Regions from separate parts of the Homo sapiens genome. Here region 1 is linked to region 2. A link is a contact called in ENCODE Hi-C or POLR2A ChIA-PET data. All regions are on one chromosome and are shown on one strand. Each heading gives the region's core, a stretch centred on a gene start or an enhancer-like site at or near the end of the contact. The rest is flanking DNA. Distances are from core to core; before and after follow the strand shown. Region 1 overlaps ADAM29 (ADAM metallopeptidase domain 29). Region 2 holds the start of GLRA3 (glycine receptor alpha 3).

What was found. Hi-C counts contacts between places; a loop is a spot of excess contacts on that map. ChIA-PET counts read pairs that join two places held with the same protein, here RNA polymerase II (POLR2A). Pooled maps may share reads with other maps.
Region 1: a loop to region 2 is called in a map of OCI-LY7, with 4 times the contacts of the local background. The contact joins the enhancer-like site here to the promoter of GLRA3 in region 2. A Hi-C loop is called at or near these places in 2 of 168 maps with a recorded cell type or tissue (OCI-LY7 and endothelial cell of hepatic sinusoid), 1 of 37 single-sample maps with no recorded cell type and 1 of 50 pooled maps. POLR2A ChIA-PET finds 5 or more read pairs at or near these places in 1 of 52 experiments (OCI-LY7).

Annotation. Positions count from the first base shown.
Region 1 is chr4:174,926,528-174,932,742 of GRCh38, reverse strand. It overlaps ADAM29 (ADAM metallopeptidase domain 29), which reads right to left. Exons shown (of 5, transcript NM_014269.4): 3 at 1,569-1,757. Among named protein-coding and RNA genes, the nearest start is that of ADAM29, 11 kb to the right of the region's middle. Within about 2 kb of position 3,747, at least 2 of the 41 ENCODE cell types and tissues checked have a DNase peak (open chromatin) inside an H3K27ac peak, as active enhancers do; they include OCI-LY7, where a contact is called at or near this core.
Region 2 is chr4:174,826,101-174,832,053 of GRCh38, reverse strand. GLRA3 (glycine receptor alpha 3) reads left to right here and starts at 2,807. Exons shown (of 10, transcript NM_006529.4): 1 at 2,807-3,313. The coding sequence starts at 3,243. It overlaps LOC101928551 (a long non-coding RNA gene), which reads right to left and starts at 326. Exons shown (of 5, transcript NR_125900.1): 1 at 168-326.

The DNA of each region.
Region 1 (6,215 bases), core at 2,498-4,997, 100 kb before region 2:
CTGCAAAATTTTCATTTAGTTTGGACAAAGGGGAAAAGAAGGATGGGAAAAAATAGTCCCACTTCCTAAAAGATCACTCAAAATCCTTACTTGGCTTATGCTATGGTCTGAATGTATGTGTCCCCCAAAATTCATATGTTGAAACTTAAACCCCAATGTGATAATATTAAGAGGTGTGGCCTTTGGGAGTGATTGGGTCCTATGGGCTGTGGCCCTATGAATGGGATTAATGTCTTTGTAAAAGAGGCCTGAGGGAGCTTGTGAGGCCTTCCTTGCTACCATGTGAGGATACAGACTTGGTTATAGCAGCCCAAATAGACTGAGGTAGCTTACCACTAGATCCTAATATTTGAAGTTATAAACTAAGAATTGTTACATCTTTACTCTCTGATTATACTTTCTCCCCATTCAGGAAAACTTCATATATTGTCATTCCTTTTTTTTTCTTCTTTTTTGAGACAGAGTTTCATTCTTGTCACCCAGGCTGGAATGCAATGGCATGATCTTGGCTCACTGCAACCTCCACCTCCCAGGTTCAAGTGATTCTCCTGCCTCAGCCTCTCGAGTAGCTGGGATTACGGGTATGTGCCACCACACCTAGCTAATTTTGTATTTTTAGTAGAGCTGGTTTTCACCATGTTAATCAGGCTGGTCTCGAAATCCTGACCTCAAGTGATCTACCTGCCTTGCCCTCCCAAAGTGCTGGTATTACAGGTGTTAGCCACCTTGCCTGGCCTCATGTATTGTCATTTCAATAAAAATAAATGTGGAAAAATATTTCATTTCAATGAAAGTAAATATGAAAATTTAAATAAAATACAAATGAGAAAAATACATTATAGTTAATTAACCAAAACATTCAAAACAGTCTCTCCCACTCTCCCTCTCACTGTGTGTATGTGTGCTTGTGTGTGTGTGTGTGTGTGACAGAGAGAGAGAGACTGGGTATAAATTATGGTAGGTACTAACGAGAGAGATTTTTTTTAAATGAAAATAGAGACAAACAGAATTAATTACAAAGTTTAAAATATTAGCTTTTAAGGTATTCTCAGTGTAAGATTGAATATATGTGTGATCTTGGTTATGTTTGGTTGGTGGAAATACAATGTAAGAAATTAGTAGATATGCATAAACAATTTTTGTTAATAGAAAGTTATGTTTCTATCAACAATATATATGGAGACTCTGGTCGGGAAAATATATAGATTCATGTGGCTACAAGAAAAAGGGAGAATCTGCTGCTGAGTTTGGGAGACAATTTATCTAAAGGATATATTCGATAGAAGAGTTTGAATTTTGAATCAAAAAGAAATTCAATGAATCTGAGAATTAAAATTCAGAACCTTATTTTGAAATTGAGATGTGCCTTTTGTTTTTAATTTGGATATGATAAGACCTAGTTCAATAAACCAAACATGTATTTATCCACATTTTTTCACCTCTCATGCTTGTTGGCATTGCTGTTTAGAAGTAAGTCCAGAATAGAAAATGTCTGCGCACATGCCAGTGTTGGCATTTCAGTGAGTCTGGTTTGGTGATGATTTTGTGCCTCTGCTTATTTGTTTTACCTGCTCCTTTCCACTGCAAAAGAGGTCTGATTCCACGCAAAGAGGACTGGATGGGGGCTCAATCAAATTTGTTTTCTTGCTGATGGTTATACGATCACAGGAGTATTGACGAGTTATGCACTATGAGTTTTCACTTCAGTTTTTGTTCACAGTTCGTGAGACTGCAGGGAGAATGTTTTGTACTCTAACCTGAAATGAGAAATGAAGACTGTGAACTGCTGAAGAATATTAATTAGACAGATAAAGCTTAAATTCAGCAGTTTGATGAGCTAAAACTTGATAACTACACACAAAAGTGGAAGGCTGAAAAAAAAATTCACAGCTTTCTGAAGTACATGGAAAAACAATCAAGAGAAATTTAAATGCATAAATATAAAATTTCCCAGAAGAAAATCATTCTTTTACATCAAAATTGTCAGTGTTAGTGGGCTATTTGAATTGTTAAATCTAGAGTATATTTTCAAAGTACAATTTCTGATTCTAGGAGAAAAGGAGTCATTTAAAAAAAAGAGTTGGCCATTTGTGAAAAACAAAATTAATAGTTGAAGGAAAAAAGACATAGTTACCTTTTAAACATAAAATCTGAGGCTTTTAATTCTTAAGTAAATTTAATTTTTAAGGACTTTAATATGACATTCCAAGTTTTGATACAAAATTGTTACTTTTCTGGAAAAATAATTTTGCTTTATAAATTATTATTACTCATCCATTTGTTCATTAAATAATCAGTAAGCAGCTGCCAGACAAGGTGCTAGGGCCTTTTTCACAAGATGAATGAACTCAAGTTACTCAGAGACAAGAATGAAGAGACATATTATTAAAATTTTAACACAATGTGAAAATTGCTTTAATTATTCAATTTAAAGTATTTTTGAGTGCTTACTTAGCTTCAAGCTTTACATCATGAGTGGGGATAGAGTTTCATATATAGATATATATGAGAGAGGCTGGGAGCGGTGGCTCACGCCTATAATCCCAGCACTTTGGGAGGCCGAAGTGGGCAGATTACTTGAGGTCAGGAGATCGAGACCATCCTGGCTAACATGGTGAAACCCCGTCTCTACTAAAAATACAAAAAATGAGCCGGGCATGGTGGCAGGCGCCTGTAGTCCCAGCTACTCGGGAGGCTGAGGCAGGAGAATGGAGTGAACCCGGGAGGCAGAGGTTGCAGTGAGCAGAGATCAGGCCACTGCACTCCAGCCTGGGCGACAGACTGAGGCTCTGTCCCAAAAACAAACTAACAAACAAAAATTAGCCAGGTGTCGTAGCATGCGCCTGTAATTGCAGTTCCTTGGGAGGGTGAGACAGAAGAATCGCTTGAACCCAGGAGACAGAGATTGCAGTGAGCTGAGATCGCGCCACTGCACTCCAGCCTGGGCAACAGAGTGAGAGTCTGTCTCAACTGAAAAAAAAAAAAAAGAGAGAGAGATGTGAGAGATAGAGTGAAGGAGAGATGTATAAACAATGAAATTATGTAAATCCTATACAAAAATGAGGCAGACAAGTGGGAAGGACTCCCCATAAAAACTCCAGCTGGCCTTGGGCACTGGGGTGGAAACTCAGGAAGTTCCTGTGGGTTTTGCAGCAGGGAGGAGCTTAGCCCCTCCTCTTCCTGTGTGGAACCTGGGATTCAAACTGCGAGGCGGGAAGCGCACCAGCAGGGACTCTGCCTTTGTGGAGAGTCTGTGTTTCCCCCCTTTTCCATTTTTTTCACTCCTCAAATCGTCCGCTAGCCTAAATTTTCGTAGCTGTGTGATAAGGACCTCATCTTGAGCTGAACTAATGAAAAGTCCTGTAACAAAAAGACATTTTATGTTTTACAAAGTGATCAAAAAGAGGTGGCTGGGTCTTTTTGAAAGCATCAGAATATGCTTTCTAAAGAAAGTCAACATTATGCTTCAAAAAGGTGGTACAAAATGTGCCTTATCAACTGATATGGAGTAACCAGGAGTGTACCTCACAGAAGAGGTAAAGATTGAACAGATTATTGAAACAAAATAAGGAAACTGTCAGGAAAACAAAGAGGAGAGGATATTTTACAGAGAAACCAACATGTGCAAAAACAAGAAAGTGCAAATTAGCAGATGGCATTCCGGAAATTTTAAGTCATCTGGCACTGACCAAGGCAGCCTTAGAAGTTCCCCTGAACCTGACTCAACTTCAGACAAGTTTCTTCCTGACTCTAGGCCCTTGATCTCTCTTTTCTTAGAGCAGTTACTTTAGAAAAGTTAAAATTGTAAATTCTTTCGCTGCAGCTTAGAGATGTAAATCTTCTCTTGCAAGTTTTACAGACTAGGAATGTCTTTCTCCAGGTCCTGAGAGTCATCCTTTTGAAAAGTATACACCAAGAAAGATGGAGTGCCTTCATCCAGTCTCTATAGAAATGTAGGAGCTTAACTTAGATAAGCACGTATTAGCAAACACAGATGGCCGAATCATGTTTACCAACCTCCCTGCAAAGTTCTCTAGTACTTTGTCATTAAAAACTGTCCCATCTTTTGTTTCAGGGGAGTTAAATTTAGTCTCTCTCCCCTATTGCAATAGTCTTGCCTCCCTCTGCAATTGTCTTTGCCTGTCAACTCTGGCTGGTGTCTTTTTTTTTTTTAAGCACATGACAGGGAATTTGTAGAGATAGGTAATGTTAGGGTCACCCCAACCAGACTGTTCCCCCTCCCTTCCCATGGGTCTTACAATGCAGTCGTTTGTGACATCCGCACAGCTCCCCCAGGGCTAAAGACAAACCCCCCTTCACTGACCCCTCCAGTAACTAACCAGTCAGTTACAGGATGCGGTTGACATGTCTGTTCACCTTGCATAACAAAGCTGGCAAAAAACATCTCCAGGATGCGGTCAAGACACCTGCACACCCATCTCAGCTCCCCCACCCTGACCCTGTTCCTCGCCTTGTAAAGCCATGCAATGGTCTGAAAGCAGGGCTGCCTCCTCTGCTTTTATCAGGAGGTAGCCCGGCAGGACTGATAATAAATCAGCTTGCCTGAACTCAGCTGTCCTTCCAATTATCCCTTACAGGTAAAATCCAGAAAATGAAGGTTTTTGTATACCCTTAGGGAAAACGTTTTAAGCAGGGAAGAGGAAGACAAACTGATTTGGAATCCTAGGACTGGAGGAAAGCCAAATTATAATGGCAGTTTGTCTTATATTCCCCCACCAAACAGAAGAAGGCCACACAGGCCAAGTGTTTCCCAGCCCATAATCTAGCAAAAGAAGGTGGCTCAGAAAGGATTAAGTCTCCCTTGGATCAAATGCATGTCCCTCCAATAATACCAAGCAAGATTCCACCAGCAAGAGGAATCAATCAGGACCCAGTAAACATAGAGGGGCCAGTAGAAGCACTCTCCCACCAGGCTTATCCTGAAACCCCACTCCCACATCCAGGAATACCCAGGTAGCTGTGCACCAACCAGCAAGAGGGACCTCGCCATAACAGGTGGTGTGTAGACTAGCCCTATAAATATATTATAAAATACTCCTAGAACCAATAAGTGAGTTCACCAAGGCTGCAGGTTACAAGATCAACAGACAAAACTTAATCACAATTTGTATGCAAACAAGGAATATTTAGAAATTGAAATTAAAACTCAACTACCATTTGCAATCATTCCAAAGAAAATTTACTACTTAGATAGTAATATAACAAAACATGTACAGAATTGACGTGGTGAAAACTACAAAATGTTAATAAGGGAAATTTTTTAAAATCAAATACAGATAGATTAGAACATTCAACATAGTAAAGGTGCCAGTTCTCCCCAAATTGTTTTATATTAGTTTGGTGCAAAAGTAATTGCAGTTTTTACCATTGAAAGTAATGCTGTTTAAAAAAAAACACAATTACTATTGCACCAACAGGTGTAAGCTACTATAAATATTGATATGCAGGTTTTTGCGTAAACATAAGTTTTTAGTTGGGCAAACACCTAAAAGTAGAGTGGCTGGTTTGATAGCGAGTGTATAATGAACTGTCAAATAGTTCAAATGGGCTGTACTATTTCCTAACACCTGTGTTTGAATGTTCCAGTTTGTCTGCATTCTTGCTAGCACTTGGTATTTTGAGTATTTCTTAGCCACTCTAAGAGATTTGTTGTGGTATCTAGTTGAGTTTAATTTGCATTTCACTAATGACTAATGATACTGAGTATCTTTGATAAGTATATTTGACATTTATGTATATTCTTCGGTGGAATGTCTGCTGAAATATTTTGCCTAGTTTGTATTGTTTTTTGTATATTTTACTGAATTTTAAGAGTTCTCAATATATGCCAAATGCAAGTCAGAGAGAGTTCATAAAGACAATAGAACTATTTAATGAAAAGGTGGTAGCCATATAGATAGCATTGTAAAACTGCAAATGAGGATTTTTATATAATAGAAATTGAAACTGGGGAAACAGTGTTATGTTTTGTTGTTATGTTTCATTTTTTTTTTTTTTTTTGGACATGGTCTTGCTCTGTCACCTAGGCTGGAGAGCAGTGGTGTGATCATGGCTCAGCCTCCTGAGTAGCAGGGATTATAGGCTTGCACCACGACACTCCCTAATGGTTTTTAATGTATTTATTAAGATGGAGTCTCATTATGCTGCCCAAGCTGGTCTCGAACTCCTAGCCTCAAGCAATCCTCCCCGGTCAG
Region 2 (5,953 bases), core at 1,558-4,057:
ATAAAAGAGGCACCTTTATCATTATACTGAAATTGATCTTTCTGTTGCTTAGGCAATGTACACATATTTTGAAAAAATAGAATAAATGTGCCTTAAAAATAGCTCCATGGTAGTGAACAAAAGAAAACTAGACAATGAACCAAAAGCCCCAGATTGAAATTTGATACCTTCTGCTTACTGGATATGAGGGCTTGTAACCGTCACTTAACCACACTGGTCTACAATTGCTTTCTCTTGAAAAGTAAGTATTAAGCATGATGAAGATCGATATCCCATTAAGCTCCGAAGTCCCATGTCCTATATAATGTGAAGTAGAATCCATTAGTGCAAGAAAGCAATAATAAAGGCCACGAAAGGTAAAGCTGAGATGTGGCCATGTCACAATCCAGCACAGTTGTATATGAATGGGCTGATCATCTAATCGTCAGCCACAGAAGGTTCCCCCTACCCCAAAAACACATTCACTCGCCTACCCATTCAATCAGTACTATTACTCTGAAAAGAGTACGATTTACAAGACAGCTACCAAAAATATGTAGATGCATAATATTCTGTTTGACCTTATAGAAATTAAAACAAACAATATAAATATCCCTCAACAAAAATACACTAGAAAATTAAACATCAAACGTTAACTGAAAGAAACAGAGCACCACAATCACTCAATTTTAAATATACCTAATTAGTCTAGTTCCCAATGCACTGTAACAACTTCCTTCATTTACTAATAGAGAAAATACATATTGTGTTTCCAATGTGATAATTAATGCACCCAACGAATACTGAGTATCTATTATATGCTAAGTGTTGTGCTAAATAGTGGCCATTGTCCTCACTCTAGTGAAAAAGTCAAACAAATAAATGAGGAGGATGATAACAAAGAGTGACAAGTAATTTGAAGACAATAATTATGGTGTTATGAAAAATGAGTATTACGAGGATTCCAGCCATTCTTTCATATGAACTTTATATTTAAAAAGGATTAGATCCATACTAATTTCATATCCGTACTAATTTTATAAAGTATATTTCTATGTTTTATGTTAACTACAAGTTGAAATAGTTAAAATTATCCTGGCTTTTAAGCCATTGTGTAATTTAATTTTCCAGATTACTCTAAAGAGAGTTTTAATATTATCTATTAATTTACTGACTTAAACATACATTGTCTCCATCAAGCCAGAGAATAAATCTGCAAGATCATTTAATCTAATTTTCTCAATAAATATACTTTAAATATATATATATATATAAAGATATTTTTTAAAGAGGATACCTTTTCTCAAAGTACCCAGTCAGTGGTTAAGCAGAGCAAGGAATCCACGTATTCTTGAAATAAAGTTTTGAAGTTTTTTAATGCGTACGTTTTTAAACAATTATTACTGCTATTCAAAGAATCGCCAACTAAAAAGCTTTTGTGCTTAGTGAGATTTCAAAAGATTCATCGTGAATAATTAAGTTGATAAAAATGGTATGAATCTTCTCCAGGTACAAATATTCCTGGGCAGAATCAATGGTGTCCCTTATGAAACTTCTGGCAGTTTATGATTTAAATCAGAAAACCACTATGTGAAAAGAGACAAGTATAATAAAAACATCTAGAAATAAATCCAGGAAACTCTTTATTGTCACTGAATGTAAATAAAACTTTTTTACTAAAGTGTAGAGAGAGAGATTTTTCATATGAGAGGGTTGGAAGGTGGTGACTTATGCTTTCCAGTTAAACAGAGAATTTCAGGAATAACCAACGTGTCAAGATGAGGAATCATTTTTGACATGTCATTAGACTAAGTTAAGAGATGAAAGTAGGGATTTCAGAATAAATATCTGAGGAAGTTTTGGGGAAAATCTAAGATTCAAGGAATGAACATTTGATCATGGCTGATAGTAAATAAGAGCCACTATAAAGATCAAAGAAGTTTTAATTTTTAAAAAACTTCTATTACTTTGAAATACATAAACAACACAACACACACACACACACACACACACACACACACACACTTTTCTTTTCCAGTCTTCCATCCAAAACCCAAAGTAAATAAATGTGGGAGGGGAGGAAAACAGGGACAGAGAAGGAGAGGGGGAAAAGAATAGAGAAAGAGAAGGACAGAAAGCTGACATGACGGAGAAAAGATGGACCTTATAGTACCATGTGATCTAGCTGTTCTTCTCACTTAAACTTACTGTGAAGATGTAAAACGGGAAAGACCAAAAAAAAAAAAAATGGTGGGAAGCCTTGCGTCTCTAGCAGCCATCTCTTTAGACTTCACACCTTCATCTTTTTAGAACCCTTACTATTACTTAAGGAAACCCAACTTAAATCCAGTCAACAACGCTTCCTGGCCAGAAGCTGGCCAGGCTTGAGAGGATTCTAGAAGCAGCTGGTTCTTCCGTTCCACGGGCGTTCACGCACCACATTGTCTTCTCTTCCCCAGCCCTCCGCCAGGGTCTGGGTTTACTGCTGACTCTTGTATTTCGGTGTAGAGTGTAACAGACAGTGTCACATCCGAGAAGACCTAAAGTGTGCCTTTTCCCGGAAGGGAATACTAAAGGGTCCCTCCTGCGGGGTTACACTACCTAATCCACAAAACCGCTGACTTTCCCAGGTGGCTTTTTCCGCCCACCTCGCTCCAGTCGCCGTTTGGTTTGTTTGGGTTTTGTTAAAGGGTGAAGCGCTAAGCCCCGCCTACCGTCGTAAGTGGCCTGTCACTCCGTCCCGCTGTGCGGTCGTGATTGGTCGACAGGACCGGGTTGTCCGGCCCCACCCCCGCTTCCCTTTGCCGCGCTCCGGGTCTCGGGTTTTAACCCAAGGTGGAGAGCTGGATTCCGGCGGGCGGCGCTTGGAGCAGGTGGAGAGGCGTCCTCTTTCCGGCTGTTGCTGCTCTTCTTCCTCCAATCCTGGGTCTCAGTCAGGGAAGAACGAACATTCTTCCTTTGCTGCTGGAGCTTTAGAGAACTGTTGCCCAGCACCTAGGCACTTCAGACATTTCATCTCACTCATTTTTGTAATTTCACTGTAAAAATCACCTGCACATTTATAACACTGTGACTCTCCACTTCTGCTCAATGCTGAGAAGGGGTCCGCATACTGCGGGGAGCTGTCTAAGGTGCTGAAGCTTCCCAAGCATCAGTCTACACCAACACCATGCGGGGTTAGATTGTACATTTTCATTCTGTCTTTCTGGTTCCCCATGCCTTGGATAAGACTATTTTCAGGATCGTGAATATCTCTCCGTATCATGGCCCACGTGAGACACTTTCGGACATTAGTTTCGGGATTTTACTTCTGGGAAGCAGCACTGTTACTCAGGTGAGTTCGCTTGGATTTAACAGTCGGAGAACTCATTAAGCCTGTGCATTACGTTGCAACCACTTGTTATTGATGAGACCGGGAAATTTGCAATTCTATATTGACTTGTTGAAACAATCAATTTAATCGTATTGTTTTCTGTCTAAATTATTTAGCAGTCTATCTACTGAGACCTACTCATTTGCTTTTTCATTGATTAGTGCATTTTAGTAACTGGCATCTTGCGTTATTTGCAGCTGAGAAAAAAAAATTATTTTAAAAGCCTACGTTTTCCTTCTCAAATTGCTTTTAAAGTTCCCGTTTTCTAAGTGAATTATATAATTTGGGTGTTACTCTTTTTTTGAAAGTTACAAAACATTTAGTATTTAGAAACGAGACATTACTTTTTTTAATGCAGAAATACAGACCATAGTCATTTACTGATGAGAGAAACTCCAAATGTTGTTGCTATATTCAGAGGTTAAGTTAAATGAATCAAAATAAGGGCCTTGCAAGTACTATTTTCTAATGACCTAGCTCAGGTAATACATGAAGGCAAAATCATAAATAGATTATTAGATATGTTCTATGTCAGGAATAATCTTCTTGAGTAAAGTAATATTATAACAAAGCCATTAAACTATGAAATTGTTCTATGACATGTCATTTTCTTATCATGATCCTGTCATATTTGGTAGGCTTAAAAAAATAATTTAAAGAGTATAAGAGAGCTAGACAAAGGATCAGATAATTTTACCCCGTTCTTAATGAATGTGTAAAAATAAGGTACTGCTCATATAGAATTTTGACCCACCAATATAAATTTAATTTTACTGTTACAATTAATTACCATAGGATTTCCATTTTTATGGCTTGCAAGGTTTTCAAAGGAGGATTGAAGTCCAATAACTAGAGTAACTAAGTTATATGCATACTGATTTCTACTTGAAGTATTTAAATATTCTTTATTGCTATGTCGATTTTTCATCTTTGGGCTACCTTATAAAAACCAATAGTGTATCTCAAACTACCTTATAGAAAGTTATATTATTTTCATTTGCCTATATATAATAGAAACTGTGATGGTTATTATTTCTGAAATTATTGATTTTTTCCCAAAATAAGAAGTTGAACTATTTTTAACCAAAGTATTTTCAATAAAAATCATCTTGATATGATCTAGTAATTTTTGTGACTTTATTATTGTCAGAAATTTGATTTGTAATAATTAAAGCCAAGTATATGGAGCTTTTATATTTCTGAAATTATTATGTAAAGGAGTACAAACTTAATGTTAAAATATAAATTGATTATTTCTCTATATTTCTTAATGGCTTAGATGGTAAAATACATTTTTTTCAAAGAAATCAGATTAGCTTAGTTGATAGATACTTAGATTTAGGAAGCTAAAGTCAGAAACTAAAATGTTTTGGTCAATGAGGTTAAATTTGTATAATGGCAATCACTATGATATTTGTTAAAACATGTTCTGAGATAAATAATCTTCATCACTAGATTCTCTGACTTTTGTCCAATTTTGTTAAAAGTTATGAAAAAGTATTTCAAATGGATAATTGTGATTATAAGAATTTATCTTTTTTAATGTTAAATAATTTTAATTAGAAATAAATTTTATGAGAAGCCCAAAAATGTACTTCTTTGAAAAGACATACAACATACAAAAGTTTACTTCATAACTTATATTCTTCATCAAGTTTTTCTTTCTCCATTCATAAATCAAATAAATTTTTCTCTATCCATGACTAGTCTTAGATGAGAGTAGGTTATCACTCTATGAAGAACTTTAATTATATGTAAAAAATTAAGCATTTTCACTTTTAGTGATGACCCCCAAAAGAGGATTTCCTATAGAAAAAAAAAAAAAAAGGAAGCTCCCTCTACTGGAAATATTTTGTAAAATAAATGTCTTCCTGGAAATGATTCTTTATTCTCTAATTCTAGCCCTGATGTATTGAGCACAAAGGAAACAAGAAAAAAGATGAAAACAAAAGAAAGTATTGGCATTAATTCTTAACATATTTTTAAATTTCAAAACAGCTTACCAGGGCAATTTGGAGGCAACAACAACAACCAGAAACCACAGATATTTATAAGTAAATAATTCACTAGTACAGACTTTTTATGTCATAGGCTTTGAAGATTTTTTTAAAATTTTTATTGAGATACAACATACACAAAGAAAAGTGCACAAATAATACATTTCCCTCTAGATAAAGTTTTACAAAGGGAACACACCCAAGTGAAGAGACTACAGTTCAGCAAGTAGAAGTGTGACTGTCACAGAAGCACTCACCCCACCCTCTTCCTCCACCATAATCCTTTCCAAGGCACTACCTTGGCCAAAGGTAATCACTCTCCTGACTTATATAATAAGTATATCTTTTCCATTTTAGAACTTTATATAATTACTCTGAGTCTGCTTTATTTTTATAAGCATTATGTTTATATGATTTATCCATCTTGTTGCATGTAGCAATAGCTTATTCATTCTCATTGTTGTATCATATGCCATTATATGAATACATCAAAATTAACTTATCTATTGTCCTGTTGATGGGTATTTGGGTATTTCTTAGGGTTTGTTACTACTGTTATGAATATCATTGAACATCTTTTGTGGTGAATACATGTATTCATTTT